Regions from separate parts of the Homo sapiens genome. Here all the other regions are linked to region 1. The links are chromatin loops, found by intact Hi-C in ENCODE. Cell type or tissue: A673. All regions are shown on one strand. Links, peaks and the distances in the headings refer to the core of each region. The heading gives the core; the rest is flanking DNA. Region 1 has its middle 78 kb from the start of FRMD1. Region 2 has its middle 280 kb from the start of LINC01615. Region 3 has its middle 17 kb from the start of DACT2.

Region 1 (6,016 bases), core at 2,338-4,837:
CTGAGCCAGGGAAGTCGAGGCTGCAGTGAGCTGTGATTAGTGCCACTGCACTCCAGCCTGGGCAATGGAGTGAGACTCAGTCTCAAAAAAAAGAAAAGAAAAATCATAGACAAATTAAATTTAAGAGAGTAATTGAGCAAAAATGCTTCACCAATCAGGCAGCCCCTGATCAAGAATAGGCTCAGAGAGACTCTGGCACTGCCTTGGGGTGGAAAGAAATTTATGGACAAAAAAGCAAAGTGAGGCACAGAAAACAGAGAGGAAGGACAGAAACAGCTGGTCAGTTACAGCTCAGTGTTTGCCCTTTTGAACACAGTTCGAACAGTTTGCTGCCTGTGATTGGCTGAAACTCTGTGATTGGTACAAGAGTGGGTTAGGTCTGTTTCCATGTCCAGTTAGGTGACAGTTCGCTGTGTACACAGAAACCTTCAGGCCAAATGTAAAATGTGTAAGAAGGCAGCTTTAGGCTAAACTTCATTCAACACAGTGCAGAGTGTGTAGGCAGCATCCATGAATGAGAAAGTTATAGCGTGTGAGTGTGTGTGCACAGGGCAGCACCTGTGGCTGAAAAAGTCACAGCAGGCGAGTGTGGGCATGCACAAGGCAGAAGGATGGGACAGCATGGCCGGCCAGTGCATGGTCACTGGGGGATTTGCATGGCAGGCCAGCTGGATGGTTTCTGGGGGATTTGCATGTCGGGCCAGTGCGATGGTAACTGGGGATTTTTCATAGCAGGCCAGTTTGATGGTAACTGCAGGGTTTGCATGGTGGGCCAGTGCAATGGTAACTGGGGGACTGGGTGATTTTCAGATGCAAGAACTCTTCCCATTTCTTCAAAGCGGGTACTGACATGCTGAGCTGTTCATCTGCATGACTGCAACCTCTGTGGGAAGTTGGGGAAGCCACAGACAGAGGCATTTTCTTTTCTTTCTCACAGGTCTGGGGTATCGCTGCCACTGTGTTACTCCCTCCAATGATTAAGTCCTACAGAAGCCAAGCCCTTTTGGGAATCAGGCTCAGAGTGGGCTGTGTCCTCACCTTAGTAGCTTCCCTTGTCCAGGCCCCTGACAACAGTCATGGGTGGCGGGGCCTCCAGTTTCAGTGAGCTTTGGGGATTTTCTGTAGCGCACCACCTTCCGCTCCTTAACCTGCATGAACAGAGATGACCATGGCCCATCAGAAGATGGAGAAACTAGACAGGGGGGCATGTGTGCCCCCTTTTCCAGAGCCTCACAATGACTCAGCGTTTGGGCAAGAGATGGATCCCAGGACTCCCAAACATTCTTCCAGCCTCGCACAGTTCACCAGAGAGTCACAGTGACTCATTCTCATCCTCAAAGTCTTTTCCCACTCAGGTGTCTGGTAAGAAGCCTGGTTAGAAGCTCCACTGCAGGAAGAAGGACATCTTGCCATGTGTTTTGAACACATGTTGTCTTGTTATATGTTGTGAACATAGATGTTTTCAATTGATTTTAACAAAACACATTATACATTCCATTAAGAAAAAAAAACAATCAGTGTGTTTGCTTTGCTGTCTGTGAAAGATGTTTCAAATGAAGTGGAGTGATCTAATTTCATTGTCGGCTCCTGAAGAATTCATATAGCAGAGTGAAAACATCCATCAGTATTTGGACATGTACTCCTTGTGGTTTAAAATAAGGGCCAAGCACGCCTTTTATTTGGTGATATTCAACATAAAGAAGGCGTTTTCTATGTTTTTGTGATCTCATTTTGCTTTCTTTGAAGACGAATATCATTTTTAGAACAAAAAAGATTGTAAAATAATTATGTCATCAGAATTCAATGATAATTCACAGGAAAACAGGACACTGATTGTGTTGGTCAAACAGCCCATGCGCACGGTAAGCCGAGTGTGACTTTGTTTATCAAATGCTCATGTGGCGAGACCGATCTCTGGACTCTGTCCTGGGTTCCCGGGCTCCACCCAGGCTGCATCTCCCATCCCCCCGGTGCACACGCTGTGTTGCTGCATCTCCCAACCCCCGGTGCACACGCTGTGTTGCTGCATCTCACATCCCCCGGTGCACACGCTGTGTTGCTGCATCTCCCATCCCCCGGTGCACACGCTGCGTTGCTGCATCTCGCATCCCCCCGGTGCACACCCTGTGTTGCTGCATCTCGCATCCCCCTGGTGCACACGCTGTGTTGCAGTTCTTGCCTCGTAGGAGCCGTCCATGGCAGCTGGCAGGTGGAGGATCCTGCCTTTTGAGTACTGTGTTCCTGGGTCAGTGCAAAGTCAGGTGCACTGGAGCAGGCTCCTATCAGCTAAACATTCAGGAAGTTTGAGAGGCTGATGTTAAGGTAGCTTGAAGTGGTCATGAGAGAAAAATTTGCACCCTGAAAGTTGACAAATGCTTCAAATCAGGACTCCTCCTCCATCCTGTCCCAGCTGAATACAGAGAAACGATTCATCTTTTGCCGACCTCTGTTGCCTTTTGGCAAAGTAAAGTCATGAGACTTCAGGAAGCAATTCAACTTCTCAAAATGAATTAAATAGCTTTCATGAGCTTGCAAATGTCTGCCTTTCTTATAGGAGGAGGCAGAGGGTTCAGCCTCCCTAGAGAAGTGATATTATAATCTCCACCTCTGTCTCCTTTTGGCAAAGTGAAGTCACGAGATTTCGGGAAGCAATTCCCGTCTACATTCAGCACCTGCAATTGCATTAAAGGACATCCCGGGCAGAGGAAAAGCAAGGCCACGGGCACAGGGCGGGGCAGTGGCAAAGGTGATGGGGAAGGGTGGCTGCCGACATGGTGGTCAGCAGGCTGCAGCCACCTTGTGACCAGGAGGTATGCCTTGCTCAGAAGCCCAGATGCTTGATGCATGTACCGTCCAGATGTTCTAAGCCATGTGCACAGAGAGCCCTCGGGCCTAACAACACATACATCACTGTCAATCCCGAAGCACCGTCATGGAGATTTATCCACCCTCCAACAGCATCAGTGCCCAGGAATCCGCCCAGATGAGATGAGTTCCAGGAAAATGTTGTCCCTCAGGAGTCCTGGGCTTTACTTTCAGATACACTACTCTCTTCAGGTATGAATTCCATAGTCATTTCCATGTTAAGCCTCAGCCTTTTCAGTGTAAAATGGCAGTTCCAGGGGGAAATGTTGTACAGTAGGATAAGCCAGACTCAAATTACTGAAAACATCCTGAATTAGTAGCCACATTTCCACGTTTCGGTGGCCCCTGGCAGGTGGAGGTTATCAGAGCGTCTGGCAGCCCTCTCATTCCCAGGCTAAAATGAGGTCTGACTGCAGCTCATACAGCTGGAGTGTGGCCTGGTGAGGAAGGGTTTAGAAGACCGAGAGGAGGCTAACATCCTACAAAGCACAACAGTCACTTCCTGAAACATACCTTAGGTGTGATTTTAAACTTGACTCATTTGACGCACTTTTTCTGGCACTTACAGAGATGAGGCCATCTTCTCTTCTGACTGCTTTAAGCTCTTGCCAGGCATTGCCAAAAAAAAAAAATAACCTGGGGACGAGCCGCCCACCCAGCAGTAGTATTGATCCGTGCTTGCCAACGGTCCTTTGCTTTCGTGTCTGTAAGCTGTGGCTCCCTGCGGGTCAGTCTTCCTGACTCAGAGGAGCAGACACTTCTGCATTACTCACTGTTCTAAAACGTCCTTGTAAACACCAGAGATTTATTCTTCAGCTTTGCTGTCAGATGGCTAATCTCTCATTTATGGGTTTGTGCTGACTAGTGCATAGCCAGCACAGCACGGGCTGCCGCTCTCCACTCCCCCAGAGAAGGGCCCAGGGTCCCCCCTGCCCCGGCTCCCAGAGCTCAGCTCTGGTATTCAAGGCAGGACCTACCCACCTGCCTGAGGGCTCGCCAACAGTGTTACATGACGACCTAGAATAAAAGCTGCAGAGACTTCAAAAGAGAGGTCTCCTTTAAAGGCAGTGAAGTAGGCGTTTTGGAGAAAAGATGTCTATGGTTGCTAAACACTCACATTTTCAGGAGCCTTGGTAAACCTGGAGAAACTGTTTGATTTCTAAGTCAACATACTTCACCCAGTCATCCTTCCATTTGGTTAAACTGCATAAAGCTCATCACTGTAACATCACTTCACTAGGGGGCTGACCCCCTCTGTCTCCTTTAACAAAGGCAGATATTTGCAAGCCCGTGAAACACAGTGGGCTGAACATGTTCCTACATTGTTATATTGGAAGTGGAAGCAGCTGCTCCTAATTTGGTCATCTTCCCTCAAGCAGGAAGGTGTCGCCAAGCAGAGGGTCCCACGGAGCCAAGACTCCACAGACTGCTACGTGACCACAGGGATGGGTTAGACCCGCTTCCAGCTTCTGCAGCTAAAGCAACAGCCCCCACAGGGCAGAGGAAAGCGACAAAACCAAATCCCAGCGCTTCTGAAATGGACACATCTGCCCTCTGGAAAAAATCAATTGGCGTTGCCGTGACAGATTCTGCCGCCCAGCAAGACGCGAAGTGATTTAGTAATCTAGTTGTTTTTTGTTTTTGATTAAGCAAACAGTTTTCTACAAAAGCAGCTAACCCTCTCCTATCATTGCCGGAGCATGGGCTTGGTAAAGGAAGTAGGTGCAAAATGCTGGATTTTATTGATTCTCCAAATGAAGTGTTCCCACAAGGCGAAGAGGTGGAGCTCCGGAAATGCTCACCGTGTCTGTCTTCTCCCTGGCATGGTGGGGCTGGCTGCACAAACACTCGAAGAAGTCTTTGAATGCCAGCCCTCAGCACGTGGGGCAGGTGCAATGGTGCCTGGAGTCTCAAAGCTGAGTCATGTAAGAATCCGCTTAAAATGGGTTCAATGTTGACAAACACTGACTTAAAAAAAAATTTAACACTGACTTTAAAAAGCCAGTCTATTAAAATGTCTTTCAACTGTAAATGTTTACATCAAAAGTTTCATCTTTATAATCACTAATTTAAAAAAACTACCAGTGAAGTGAACACACACACACACGCACTCTCACACACATGCACGCACACACACACACGCACATGTGTGCACACACAATGCACACACACGCACACACACAAAGCACATATGCACACGCACACACAGGCACACATGCACACACACCCGCGCACACACACGTGATTATCTTCTTTCTTTTTGAGATGGAGTCTCACTGTATCACCCAGGCTGGAGTACAGTGGTGCAATCTTGGCTCACTGCAGCCTCCGCCTCCCGGGTTCAAACCATTCTCCTGCCTCAGCCACCCGATTAGCTGGGACTACAGGCATGTGCCACCATGCCTGACTGATTTTGTATTTTCAGTAGAGATGGGGTTTCACCATGTTGGTCAGGCTGGTCTTGAACTCCTGACCTCAGGTGATCCACCTGCCTCAGCCTCCCAAAGCGCTGAGATTACAGGTGTAAGCCACCACGCACGGCCACGTGATTATCTTCTCACTCATCACTCTGAGTGCTATGTTTGAAGACCCCGGCTGAAGACCACTGATGTGATGTAAAGATCTGGGCTTTGCCAAGATGGATTTAAGTTTAAATTCCAGCTCCGCCACTCAGTGCCTCTGTAAATTTGGGCCATTTAAACTCTCCAGTCTGTTTATACACAAAGAGAGCAAACAGCATCTGCTCCACAGTGGCTGTGAGGCCTGCACGGAGTGTCAGGAGAGCATCTGGTACACAACAGAGAGACAATTGCAAGCTTCGCTCCGCTTTCTCCTGTAACAAATATTGATTGAATTGGTTGAATATTGATTTGGAAGCTCCATTAGCAGGTGAGTTTCCAAATGCTCACCTCCACTGAGGTGAGCTCAGGGGCTCCTCCAGGACAAAGCCAGTGGTGTGGGGAAGAACACTTTCTTCTGGGCCATTTGGGGTGAACTCCTGGGGTTGGGAGCACTGGCTCTAGGCAGCCTGTGTGTGACACCAATCTCGTTCGGACCTGGGACTTTATGCAAATGGCTTACTTCCTCTGTGCCTCAGTTTCCCTATCTATAAAATGAGGAGGGTAATAGTGCCTTCCTTAGAGGGCTGTAT
Region 2 (6,016 bases), core at 1,410-3,909, 730 kb after region 1:
CTTATTAGCCCATCTATAACAATCAAATACTTCAGTTTTAATTGTAAAAATATTCACGATGTTGTAATAATGCTTTATTTCATGTAAACATGCAAGAAAAAATCTTTTGTAGGAGCCATGAGTTCTATGTAGCAAAATGTACTGTGAGTCTAATAGGTACAAGCCTAGGCTCCAATGAAAAGTATTTATCACGCTCCTAAAACAATTGATGTTTCCCAGAACATAAACCATAAACTCCACATTTTTATTTTATCATGGCACAGTGGAAAAGGGGGTGGCATATTCCAAATACAATCTATCAAAGTTTTCCTTATTTTGTCCCATACTTACTCTGTTTTCATGTTAAGCCTGTGGAACTGTTTCCCTAGCTTTAAGAACATGGCAACAAAAGACGCAGGAATCAGAGGATTCTGCCCCATAACTGAAGTATGCCCTTGGCTGTGCTGCCAGGTTAAATCCACCTCACAGCATCCGGCCTCCTGTTGGGTGGACATCCACGCTTCCCCTTTTCACTATCCCGACCCCACCCTAAATACTTGTTTTCGGAGTTGGCCGTGTCAAGCCTTGACTTACACTAGAAGGGTTACTCTTCCCTAAATACTTCATTTCGGGTTTGGCCGTGTCAAGACTTACGCTAGACGGGATGCTCTTCCCTAAATACTTGGTTTCGGAGTTGGCCATGTCAAGCCTTGACTTACACTAGAAGGGTTACTCTTCTATTGCACTCGTAGGGCAGAGAGCAGCCTATATAGACTTTGGGTTTTTTTAAAGGTTTTGCTGCAGCACCTAACTTCGAAACTTTGCTTAACTTTTGGAAGCACATGCAGTTCCTCAGAGAGATACTTAATGACTTCTAAAGTAGGTTGCCAATAAGGAAGAAAACCTTTAATCTATAAGGTGAAAAAGGGCCAACTGGGAGCTGGTGCTGTATCATGCCCCTGCTCTGAGATTCTGGGTCTGTTTTCTCATTTGTCAGATAGAGCCACAGGCCAGACAGTGTATGTAAAAGTTCCCTTCAATCTCAAATAACAGTGATTCTATGACTCTAGGTTCATTTATTCTAAATCATTTCAAACTTGTTAGGAGACGGATTTACAGTGCAGTCCATGAAGCTTGAATGTGAGCTCCCTCAGCTGCCGTCTCTTGCAGGGACTCAGGAGGGAAGCTGGACACATGTCTGTCTTCACGGAGTCTGGACAGCTCTCCATCCCCTCCCATGTCCTCTCTGCCGCCATTCCCTGGTGTCTGGTGGCATCGAAGGGATCATGAGGACTTTGAGATCCAATTTGAAAAGAGATGAACTGCAGTAATTTCACTCTGGCATGGTGGGATCCACTCATGGTTCACCATCACGTCTGTGGATAGTTGAATTACTGCTGATCTTCCCAGTGTGGAAGTGGCTTCCAGAACATTCACCCAACCACCGTGTGTCTCACCCGGCCTGTGACAAGAAGGAGCAGGGCCAGAGGTCAGTTCCGACGCAGAAGGGTCCTCCAGGGCCCAGGGGGATGGACAGCCAGGCAGACACAAGGCTCAAAGGCGCCGACCCCGAAGCTGCTCTGCAGGAAATTCTTCCAATCTGTACACCCTAAATTATATGCAGGTTCATCCCCACCTTATCCAAACAAAAGTCCTCGTCTGTCAAGCATCTCCTGTCGAGAATGCAGTACATGCAGCGATAAACACATCACACACAGGAAAAGGCATGTGGCACAAACACAATGGCAATTACTTGTGCAAGGTAGAACTTTTCAGAACCCCAGCGTCGGCAGTGCCGGGCGGGGCTGGCAGTCGGAAAAGCAAGTTCTGCGGCGGACCACGGGTTTAGGCTCACCGCGCAGTCCCAATACAACTCTATTTCCTGCGACTCTGGAAACTGAGTTTTCTTTCTGTTCTCTCTAAGGAAAACAATATTAAAATAGAGATAGCCATTGGCACATGAAAAGGTGGTTGAATAATATGCAGAAAAATTGGGGGAAATGTGTATGTGGGGCCGTTATTCAGTAGAAACATTGTATCACGTTCAGATGGGCCTTGTTGGAGAAGATTTGCTAGGTTTTCAGAACGCGTAGTGTTGTTGAGGTTTCTCTTCTCACTGCAGGCGAGGGCTTCCTGCTGTCCTTCCTGTTTGTAATTCGGTTTTACTTTTCTTACAGGGCTTCCGAAATCATTGAAGTGTCAAAACCTGAATCCACCAGAATGTGTCCATGGAACTGAAAACTATCAGATATTTAGACAGGGTGCGTTAAAGGGCTCACCGTGCGTCCGTTTTATGCCGTAATTATGTGCACAAATAATTGCATGGCCGGCGTCGCGTGAGACGCGGGAAGGACCGGGGAGCGGCAGAACCAGGGCTTCCAATTCCCGTCCGCGTTTAAAGCGCGCCAGCGCCCTCTGGTGCTCAGGCTGCGCAGCGCGCCGGCTCCGCGGGTGCCGCCAAGGGCCGGGGCTGCCTGGGGGCCTGCCCGGGGTTCCAGACCTGCTGGACCGTGCATGGCTCATCAGGCCGGGCCTGTCCAGGGGTTTGAGAACCGCAGACCTGCAGGACTGTGCATGGCTCATTAGGCCGGGTCTGTCCAGGGGGTCCAGACCTGCAGGACCGTGCATGGCTCATCAGGCCGGGCCTGTCCAGGGGTTCCAGACCCGCGGGGACCTTGGCTCCATCAGGCGGGAACCGCCCCGCGGGATTCTGAAAGGATGAATGCATTTTCCTCTTTCTAGCATGGAAGGATTGTTAATTATTTCTTCGTAGTTTTCTGTGCTTCCCTTTCTCCTTTTTGCCTCACCTGCTCTTTCCTCCTGAATCCTGAGTGATTTGGGTAAAGCCAATGGTCGGATTACCTGGGAAGAAGCTGGGAAGCCAAATGTATGAAGAGCGGGGCTTCAGATAGGGGCCACGGAGAGCCCAGGCCCAGGAGGCCTGCAGAGCCTGGGAGGAGGGAGGCTCACCCAGCCCGGGGCCTGGCCCCATGGGGGTCCTGCTGCAGAGGAGGAGGGAGGCTCACCCAGCGCTGGGCCTGGCCCCTGGTGGTCCTCCTGCAGATGTAGCCGTGAGGGCTGCTGACCCCCTCCAACTTCACCGCCTCTCCTGAATCCCAGGCCATCCCAGCCTCGTCTGGCGGTGTGAAGAGTGGATCTGAATTCCAAAGATCTGGGTCTTGCTCTGACTTTCCCCATTTGCTGCAGTTTGAGGAAGTAACGAATTATTTTGGAATCTTCATGTGTGTACATTTTAATTTTTAAAATAAGGGTAAAAAAATTCCACCATTGCAGGTGACTGAAAGTGAGGAGGGAGAGCTTGTGTGGAAGGACATGAAAAATTGCTCTCGGAGCCAACAACTGCTGCTCCCTTCTCCCTGCACCCTCTAGACAGGCGCTGTTCCTGACCCTGTGAAGAGGCAGCGTCATGCGGGGCGATGGGAACACAGAGACTGCAGCATGGACAGACGTTTGTGTTGCAAGCAGACACACACCTCCAGGGTAAATGTTTATTCCAGAGGCACCACCATTCCCACGCCCAGCGAGTGTGCATTCTTTCTGGATTCAGAGCCCCACAGTTGTGTTTGTGAGTCATCAATGGTGAACGGTGGGGCCTTCTGGGGACAGGGGTGTGATCCATGTCTCCGTTTTCAGGTGACAACACCAGTCCCCCACCCACCTCACCCCAAACAAAGAGGCCACTGATCCGGGCCGCACAGACACCGCAGCCAGCAGCCATGCGGCCCCGCCTTTTCATTTATTAAGCAGAGATTAATAATGGTATATTTACGGCCTGTCTGCGGCCGAGCGACACTGCGGCATTGATTCATTTCTGACCCTAGTATTGCGGGAACAACGACGCCGTTGAGTTCGCTGCTAGATTTATCACTTGAGGAGGTGGGAGGAGAAGGGGGTTACTGCAAATAGAAAACGCACCTCTGGAAGCCCTTATTTATGAGCTGCTCAGGAACCGACCCCAAGACATAGCCACGCAGTTTCCAGTAACTGGGCGCTGTCACTGGCGGGGCCTCCCCAGGTGGTGGCCGTCGGAGGCTGTGGCCGGGAGGTGGCCCCGGTGCCGGCCGGGCCACACGGACAGCGTCTGGGGCAGCCGCGCCCCTCCGTCCCCAGGCCGCAGGCTGGCCACCCTGGCCGGGCGCGCACAAGATTTACACACCATCGGCGCCCACAGAGTCGACGGGCCAGCTCAGCTTTTTCATTAGCGTCCCCACATGGCACAGCAGAGAGTTCCTACGTCACCTCCAGAATGTATTATGCAAGGGCTATTTCTGTATTTCTGTATCTACTGAGAGGTTATGTCAGGCAGCCCATCAACGGAAAAATGTGAAAGCAGGTTGTGACAGAACGAATATTCAGCCCAGCCCAGCACTGGACACAGATTAGGAGTTCATAAAATATTAATATTTGTGGGCCGATGGATTTTTGTCAGCTTCTGTGGTTTATTTCTCTTCTTTTTTCTCTTTCTTTTTTCCTTTTCCTCTTAAAAAAAAGAAGTTTAAAATGCATGACATACTATCAGTTGTTAATGAGAAAGTAAAAAGTGTAAGAAGTATTCTAAAAATAACAGATGTTCTTTCTGTATTCCTATTTGTGATTTTTTTTTCTTTATTAAAAAGAACCTTTGTGTTTGCACCCTGGCGGGTTTCACTGCTCTGAAAAAGGGACTGATGTAATTTAAAGTTAGTTAATATTTAAAAAGCGGTTCCTGCCCACACTCAGCATTTGTGGAGTCAAACGGAGGTTGTGCCGGTCCGTCGCTGAGACTTATCTCAGGAAGCGCACAGGCACGGTGCTCGCCCTGAGAGTGAGAATCGCTTGAACCCAGGGAATGAAAAGGTTATTATCCCTGACTTAGGGCCTATTCCCTTCCCCACTTACTGTTACCCTTCCCTCAGAAACATTCACAGTCGAAAATGAGGATTGAGTGTATCTCGTGAGAAGAACCACCTGGTTCTCCCGCAGAATCATAGCCCAGGATGAAAGCATTTCTCCCACTGAAAGTTGAATTTAAGGACCCAACATCTTTTCATCATATGGCACACCTCAGAAAACAAAAACAAAAAGTACAGAGAGAAAAGCAAACCCAGCGTCACCCACCTCGCCCGAGAGCCGTGCTCACTAGAGGCCAGGTGCCTCATTCCTTCGCTTGAACCCGGGAGGCGGAGGTTGCAGTGAGCTGAGATCGCGCCACTGCACTCCAGCCTGGGCAACAGAACAAGACTCCATCTCAAAAAAAAAAAAAAAAAGTTATAATCGTTTGTGAATACACAAGTGAAATTTTTGTAGGTGAATGAGTAAACCTTTATTAAAGTTTGCAGTAACTTTTCCTGTTTGGGAGCCAATAAAATTGTGTTCAGAAACATTTCCGTAGACTCTTGAAGAGCTTGTAGCAGCAAAAGAATCGTGTGTGTAGTGCCTGCACCACTGCCCGGGGCTGACCTCACCTGTGCCTCTGGGCCCCTCCGTAGGAGGATGGACGACGGCCCTTGAAGATCTGCGCGTCTCCACCCACCTAGGAACCTGCGCTTTTCCTTACCTGGCAAAATGGACTCTGCAGTGCAATTAAATTACTGTTTCAAGCTGGGAATCTGCTGGTGAGATGGGGAGGTGACCCTGGCCCATCTGGGGGTGGGGACGCTGACACAGGGTTCTCATAGCGGGGAGGCTGGGGATCCAAGTCAGGAAAAGGAGCTGTGACCCCAAAACCAGAGGCTGAGGTGTGACGATGGGGAAGGGGCCGGGAGCCCAGGATGCAGAGAGCCTCTCGCGCTGGGAAAGGCAGTAAGAGGGATTCTCCCTCAAAGCTCCGACACCTGGATTTTAGACGCCTGGATTTTAGACTTCCGGCCTGCAGAACTGTGAGGGGACCAATCTGTGTTGTTTTAAGCAGTGATTTGCAGTGATTTGTTACAGCAGCAATGGAAACAAATGAGCAGTCCTAGGATCTTCATCCCAGCTGCTCCTGGGGTCTCAGGATGAGACGCGGGGCCCGGTTCCCCTCACACAGGGTCTCTGC
Region 3 (6,016 bases), core at 2,040-4,539, 150 kb after region 1:
CAGCTGGACAAAACAAGGCAGGTTTAGAGCCAGCAGACACACAGGCCGCTCATGCAAAACACGGATTTGCTTTCAGCGAACTCAGCGAACCGAGTCCCCACGTGCCAACTCCTGGGCACTGCCCAGCTTCTCCAGCATGTCACCATGTGCTCCGGGGCCACCGCGTCCCTGAAGGCTCCATCGTCGGACGGTTCTACAATAGCTTCTTTCTGTACCCAACACAAACCCGTCATTGCAGGAAGTCCCTAGAGCACCAGCCCACCTCAAGGATGGACAGCGGAGGCCAGGTAAGAAAGCCGAAAATCAACAAGGAACGCTGGGCTCCATGAAGGAGGGGCCATGTGGCTGTTTCTACAGGGACCCTCAGGGTCACACAGAGACTTGTTCCAGGGCCAGGGGACACCATGCACTTTGGCTGCAGGACCCGGTGGGCTGGAAGAGTGTCTTCCGGGCAGACTTCAGAGACCCCCCGTAAGGAGTGTTGTCCTAAGGCCAATGCGCTGGAGGCACCGAGGGCGTTCAAAGACTGCAGAGGCTCTATTGCCTTTTCCTGAACGATGGCCAGTGCAGCCCTCACACAAAGGGGTCCCCCTCACTGCTGCTGCAGACCAGCACCAGGACAAGGGCGATGGGTGGGTCAGTGCTAGACAGCATGCGGGAAATGACTGTGTCATCTCAGCCTTGGGAGCGTCCCTCCAGGAGGGGTCCAGGACAGGAGGAAGGAAGCTCTCTCTCTCCAGCACTGACACAGAGAGGCCTTGTGGCTGCTTCATCGTCATGGAACCAGACACTTCCTGTCACCCAGGATGGAAGATGCATTTGCAGGAACAAACATTTGAAATTCCAGATAAGTCCTCAAGTGGGGTGAGGGGTGGCGATGGAGGAGAGTCATTCTTAAGGAGAATGAAGCTTTAGTTTAGCGACTAAAGTCATCGATTTGCTGTTCTGTCCCGGTGTGTGCCCTGCCCTTGCTTAGGAGACTGTAGCCAAAAGAAAAACAGAAATAAAGTGGAATTAAAAATTCAAAAATAGAAATTAAAAGATTGACTAGAGCATTATTTCTATAAGAATATTCTGATTTCAGTAAGAACTCTCAGCCGGGTGTGGTGGCTCACACCTGTAATCTCAGCACTTTGGGAGGCCAAGGTGGGTGGATTACGAGGTCAGGAGATTGGGACCATCCTGGCCAACATGGTGAAACCCCGTCTATGCTAAAGATATAAAAAATTAGCCAGGCGTGGTGGCAGGTGCCTGTAGTCCCAGCTACTTGGGAGGCTGAGGCTGGAGAATCGCTTGAACCTGGGAGGCGGAGGTTGCAGTGAGCTGAGTTCGTGCCACTGCACTCCAGCCTGGGCGACAGATTGACTCTGTCTCAAAAAACAAACAAACAAACAAACAAAAAAACAAAAAACAAAAACAAAACAAAACAAAAACTCTCATTTCTTGCTGGGGATGAAGAAGAAGCGCCATGGAAGAGTCTCCGGTTTTCTTGGAGCCCGTTGTTGCTGTCGCCTGTGACAGCGGCCAGCGACCGGGGCCTCCGGAGGCCGAGCAGCCTGGAGTTCTGCATCCTCCTGTGGCAGCCGCCTGTGTGGGCCTCTCTCACAGGCATGGAGTCCCCATGCCCAGACCCTGGGCCAGGCCCCTTCTCTGGAACTTCAGCCTCCCAGAGAACGGGTCTTTCTAAAACACAAATGTAATTACATTCTCCCCCTACACCTCTGCTTCTGAGGAACCGAACACACAAGGGTCCAAGGCTGGATCGTATCTAAAAGCAGAACTCTGACCCACACCTGCCCAGAAAGCCGACTCCTTTTCTGCAATACACAGCCCAGGAGGCCAGTGGCCCGGTCAGGCTCTCAGGGAGCCACATTGCCATCTTTAGTGAGAGCCCAGGAAGCTCAACAGTAACTTCTGTGACAATCAGCTCCGGAGGGCCAAGACTTGATCAGTCCTGACAGCTTCCTAATTTTTGTCCCTGCTTCCACTCGGGACCAACCAGAGAAGGCGAGATACGCCCCCAGGATGCCCGCCTCTCATTAGAGCTGTGGTGTCCCCAGAGCCTGGCCTCCAACAGGGCACAGCTGGGGCTCTGTGTGTTCACGGGAAGCTTCCCTGTTGTGAGCATCTCTGCCTGCCCAGCCCACTCACTGCGGCAAGCCCTGAATAAACAACCTTTGTTTGTCCACACCCGGCGGCCTTTGTTTATTCCACACTTCAAAGCCGGCAGTGGCTGTTCCCCTTGTCCCAGGTGGAACTGGGAGCTATGGGATGACCCACAAGTCCACACCTGGTGACTGTCCAGCTTCATTCCCGGCTCCGGGCCCGCTCTTCTCCCTGGATTGCTCCTGCACTATCTCTCTCTCTTCTTCCTTCCACTCGCCTGTCTTCCTCTCCCCACTCCCTCCGCCTGCCTCTTCCCCGACCCCCATCCAGCTCCTCACTGCCCAGCTTCACCGCCGCTTACCTCTAAGCTTTTACAGAGGTTCACTGCTTTCCGTCTCCTCAGGAAGGCCCAGTGTCAGGTAGGACTCTGCTGTCCTTGGGTTATTGATTAGCCAGCTTGTCTATCCTTTCCTGGGTCTGGTCTCCCAGCGGTTGGCAGCAGGGGCTGAGTCAGCAGCTGTGGTATTACAGCCATGCTCTACTTCCACGAGCAGAGAGCTAAAACTCTGCTCCAGCTGGGCCCCCAAATGCAATGCTGTCCCCAAATGTGTAAGGAATGTTGAACCATGGTCCTCTTCTCTTAGCCATATTTTTGGGACCATTTACCCACCACTGCTCTTGCTATATACATAACCTGTTTTCAGAGAGGGCTGTTTTCATAATTCTTTATCATTTCCAGGGCACCTTTTGATGTGATTGCATTTTCTACTCCAGGCCATAAAAGTTGCAGCAGCATTTAACTCAATTGAGGTAAAAATAATTTGGATAGTTGAACCAGCAAACATTTCAACTATGCAATAGCTTGATTTTATTTAGTGGGATTCAGGAGCCCAAGGCTATGTGAGGGAAGGGTTTGCAGCAGGAGGGAGGGATGAGTCTGCCTTAAGGAGCCCCAGTGCTCAGGAGAGGAGGGGAGGAGCCCCTTCCTGTCTGCACCGCCCAACCTTGACTGCACAGGCAGCCACCCAGTGAGCTCAGCACATTTGGTAACTGAGTGAATGAAAGAACACACCCTGTGTATGGCTTTCACCAGACAAGCCCCCTTTGAAAAGGGCTGTGTCTGCTGGATAGTGGCGGGGCCCATGTGACGTGATTGAGGGCCGCGGTGTGTGAACATGCCCAGTTTACAGCATCATTTCAAAGCCTAGCAGGGCCAACTATGCAAGTGATTGAAAAAGACAGTCAACAAATTCTTGTGGACTTTAATCTTTAAAAATAAATATACTTTTTATCAACCATTTAAAAACTAGGCACCATCACATTAAAGCCACATGAAATCTGTATTATATAATAATTTTGCCCTTTTTTCACTGATCTTTCATTTATTCGCAGAGATTAAATACATACTTGACCCGTAAGGTGGGACGGCATTAAATCCATTCCAGATGCGCTCCCGTTTTCCATCAGGCTTTATGTATTTAACGTTTAGGATCCAGTAACTGTACAGAACCTCGGATTCTGTCATAAGAGGGCTCTGCTATGGTTTGCGTGTGGTTTGTCTCCACCAAAACCTCTGCCAAAATTTGAAATTTGATCCCCAATGTGGTGGTGTTGGGAGGTGGGTCCTGGAGGTTTCTGGGTCATGGGGGCAGAACCCTCATGAATAGACCAACACAGTCCCTCAGAGCTAAGTGAGTTCTCGCTCTGGCGGAATGGCCTAGTTCCCGAGAGAGCAGGTGATTAAAAGAATGGCTTCCTCGGCTTCTGTCTCTTGCTTCTTCTCTCACCATGTGTCTCTTTACACACGCCCGGTCCCCTTCTGCTTTCTACCGTGGGTAGAAGCAGCATAAAGGCCTTATCAGATGCCACTGCCTGTCTAACTTTCCAGCCATGCATATCATGAGCCAAATAAGCCTTTTTTCTTTTTCAATTACCCAGTTCTGTTACAGCAACACAAAATGGACCAAGACAGGCTTTAATTATTCTACAAGCTGGAGCAAGAGGATGTAGAGAGAAAACTTTGCTGGGGTGCCCGCTTATATTCCTGAATTTGATCAGTAATGATACGCTCTGTTTTCTTCAATGATAACGTATGATTTGCTAAAGTAGGTTGGGACATTTTCCCTAATATTATAATTAAATCTTTCACAAATTCTTATAATTTAGAATTCCTGACATATTTTTTACTTTAGCTTAACTTTAATTCTTTATCCTTTCATTTTAGGATAGAAGAGGATAGGATATTTTAGGATAGAAAGGATAAAGAGCAACTTTATCCTGTTATTTTTATTTTTGTTAAAATATTTTTATTGTAAGCATGCTAGAAGTTAGTTCTAAAGACCCCGGAAGTCAAATTCTACATTGTCTACTTTTTAATCACTTGAGAGAGAGGGAAACAGCTCCTCTGTCTTCCAACGCACTTGAAGTCTGCCCCCGTCATCTAATCAATCACACCCCCTCAAATGACAGGCCACGCTCTGCCTTAGTGGGCTTCCTGGTTCATTTCTGCTTCTGTGTGAGTGGTTACAATTATGTCTGTTTAGAGGAAAAATATGCACAGAACATAAGACATTCAGGAGACGAATGTTCACCACAGGGCATCTCCATCCATCCTCTTTCTGCGCGCCTGCCTGGGCCACCTGGCCTTCTTGCAATATCCCTGTTCTCTGAATTCACAGTGCTTAAGACTCTGCCACGCCCATCAGCACCCTGTCGTCAGCCCTCTCAAAAACGGGCTTCTTATGACTGGCGTTCTAATTGTTAACTGTGTTTTAAAGCATTTCCCCAGGCTGCTATCTGCCCTGGGCCTGCACGTGGCATCTGCCCGCTCTTCCTGGTGGTGCCTGGGCGATGTTTGCAGATGGGTCAGGGAGGCTCACCAACTCTGCACACTATAGGGAGGCCATAACCTGGGCCGACTCACCCCTTGCCCCTACTGTGGGGAGCACAGACAGATGTGGGTCCCATTTTCAAACTGCCAGCTTACGCCTCCTTCCAAATCCTGAGGAGCTATCAGCTTCATTTGATGAAGGAGGAAGCCGACTCAGCCAGGCTATGAGGAGGCCAGGCGGGATGGGAACTGGAGACAGAGCTGTCCTCCTGTCCTGGGCTGCCTGGTCCCGCAGAACACTGAGCGGAGGCAAGGAGCCAGGGTGCCGGGTAGACGGGGCAGGAGGGCTAGGGAACCCTCCGAGGACCCCCATGGAATCTGTGAGAATTCTACTTCTTTACTCCAAAGCTACTGGAGAGTAGAAGAGCACTGGCAAGGCCTTGGGCCTCAGGCAAACTGAAATGCATGTTTGGGCCTCCACAGTTAAAATGGGGGAGAAAGAGAGAGCATGAGAGAGGGAGAGAGAGAGAAAGCAAAAGCCAGAGAGCACATTATTGAGGAAGAGAGAGAGGATGGAGAGACAAGGGAAGGAGAACGATTGATTGATTGATTGATTTGGACTGTCAGATCACTGAGGACCCTTCCTGCCCCCGATGCAACGGCTGCATTTTGTCTGGAGTCTGCATGGTTCTCCTGGTCAGCTTGCAGGACTGTGCGGAGCAGGAAGGAATTCGCTTGGCTGGAATGCACCCCTCCGGGCTGCAGGTTGGAAGCTGAATGTCTAGGAAACCACGCCTAGCTTTCTAAAAGACGGGCACTGTCAGAAAACCCTGAGGAGCCCAGACCCACTGCACTCACTCTCCTTATGGGCTGATTCCCTGTGATCTTGGCCTGCAACACGGAGTCGGAGCTGCCTAGAGTTGTGATACAAGCTAGGTCACCACGGAGGATGAACAGGAAGTTTGCACTTTCTGGAGAGTGCACTCAAGCTCCTGCGAAAAGCACCAATGAGTGAGCAGAATGTGTGACTCAATGGAACTTCCTAGCCACGTCTTCAGCCCGGTAGCTACAAAAACATGC

What was found. Hi-C counts contacts between places; a loop is a spot of excess contacts. Peaks named below come from ENCODE experiments on the same cell type or tissue, not always from the same donor. Only the 100,000 strongest peaks of a DNase experiment are listed, where the experiment ranks them.
Region 2: it touches region 1 in a loop (13-fold over the local background); 26 of 110 quality-filtered maps call a loop at or near these places.
Region 3: it touches region 1 in a loop (2.1-fold over the local background); 3 of 110 quality-filtered maps call a loop at or near these places.

What each region holds. Positions count from the first base shown.
Region 1 is chr6:168,154,109-168,160,124 of GRCh38, forward strand. No RefSeq gene overlaps it. Among named protein-coding and RNA genes, the nearest start is that of FRMD1, 78 kb to the left of the region's middle. RefSeq lists enhancers at 1,541-2,540, 2,541-3,538, 3,539-4,537. In A673, for the core only: no CTCF peak of the experiment used is centred there; DNase peaks (open chromatin) are centred at 3,673, 4,283 and 4,713; H3K27ac peaks cover 1,814 bases.
Region 2 is chr6:168,882,415-168,888,430 of GRCh38, forward strand. No RefSeq gene overlaps it. Among named protein-coding and RNA genes, the nearest start is that of LINC01615, 280 kb to the right of the region's middle. In A673, for the core only: a CTCF peak has its summit at 2,406 (motif pointing left); a DNase peak (open chromatin) is centred at 2,357.
Region 3 is chr6:168,299,610-168,305,625 of GRCh38, forward strand. It overlaps a transcript of DACT2 not described here. Among named protein-coding and RNA genes, the nearest start is that of DACT2, 17 kb to the right of the region's middle. RefSeq lists an enhancer at 1,055-2,043 and a silencer at 2,940-3,194. In A673, for the core only: no CTCF peak of the experiment used is centred there; DNase peaks (open chromatin) are centred at 2,072, 2,532 and 3,142; H3K4me3 peaks cover 987 bases; H3K27ac peaks cover 2,183 bases.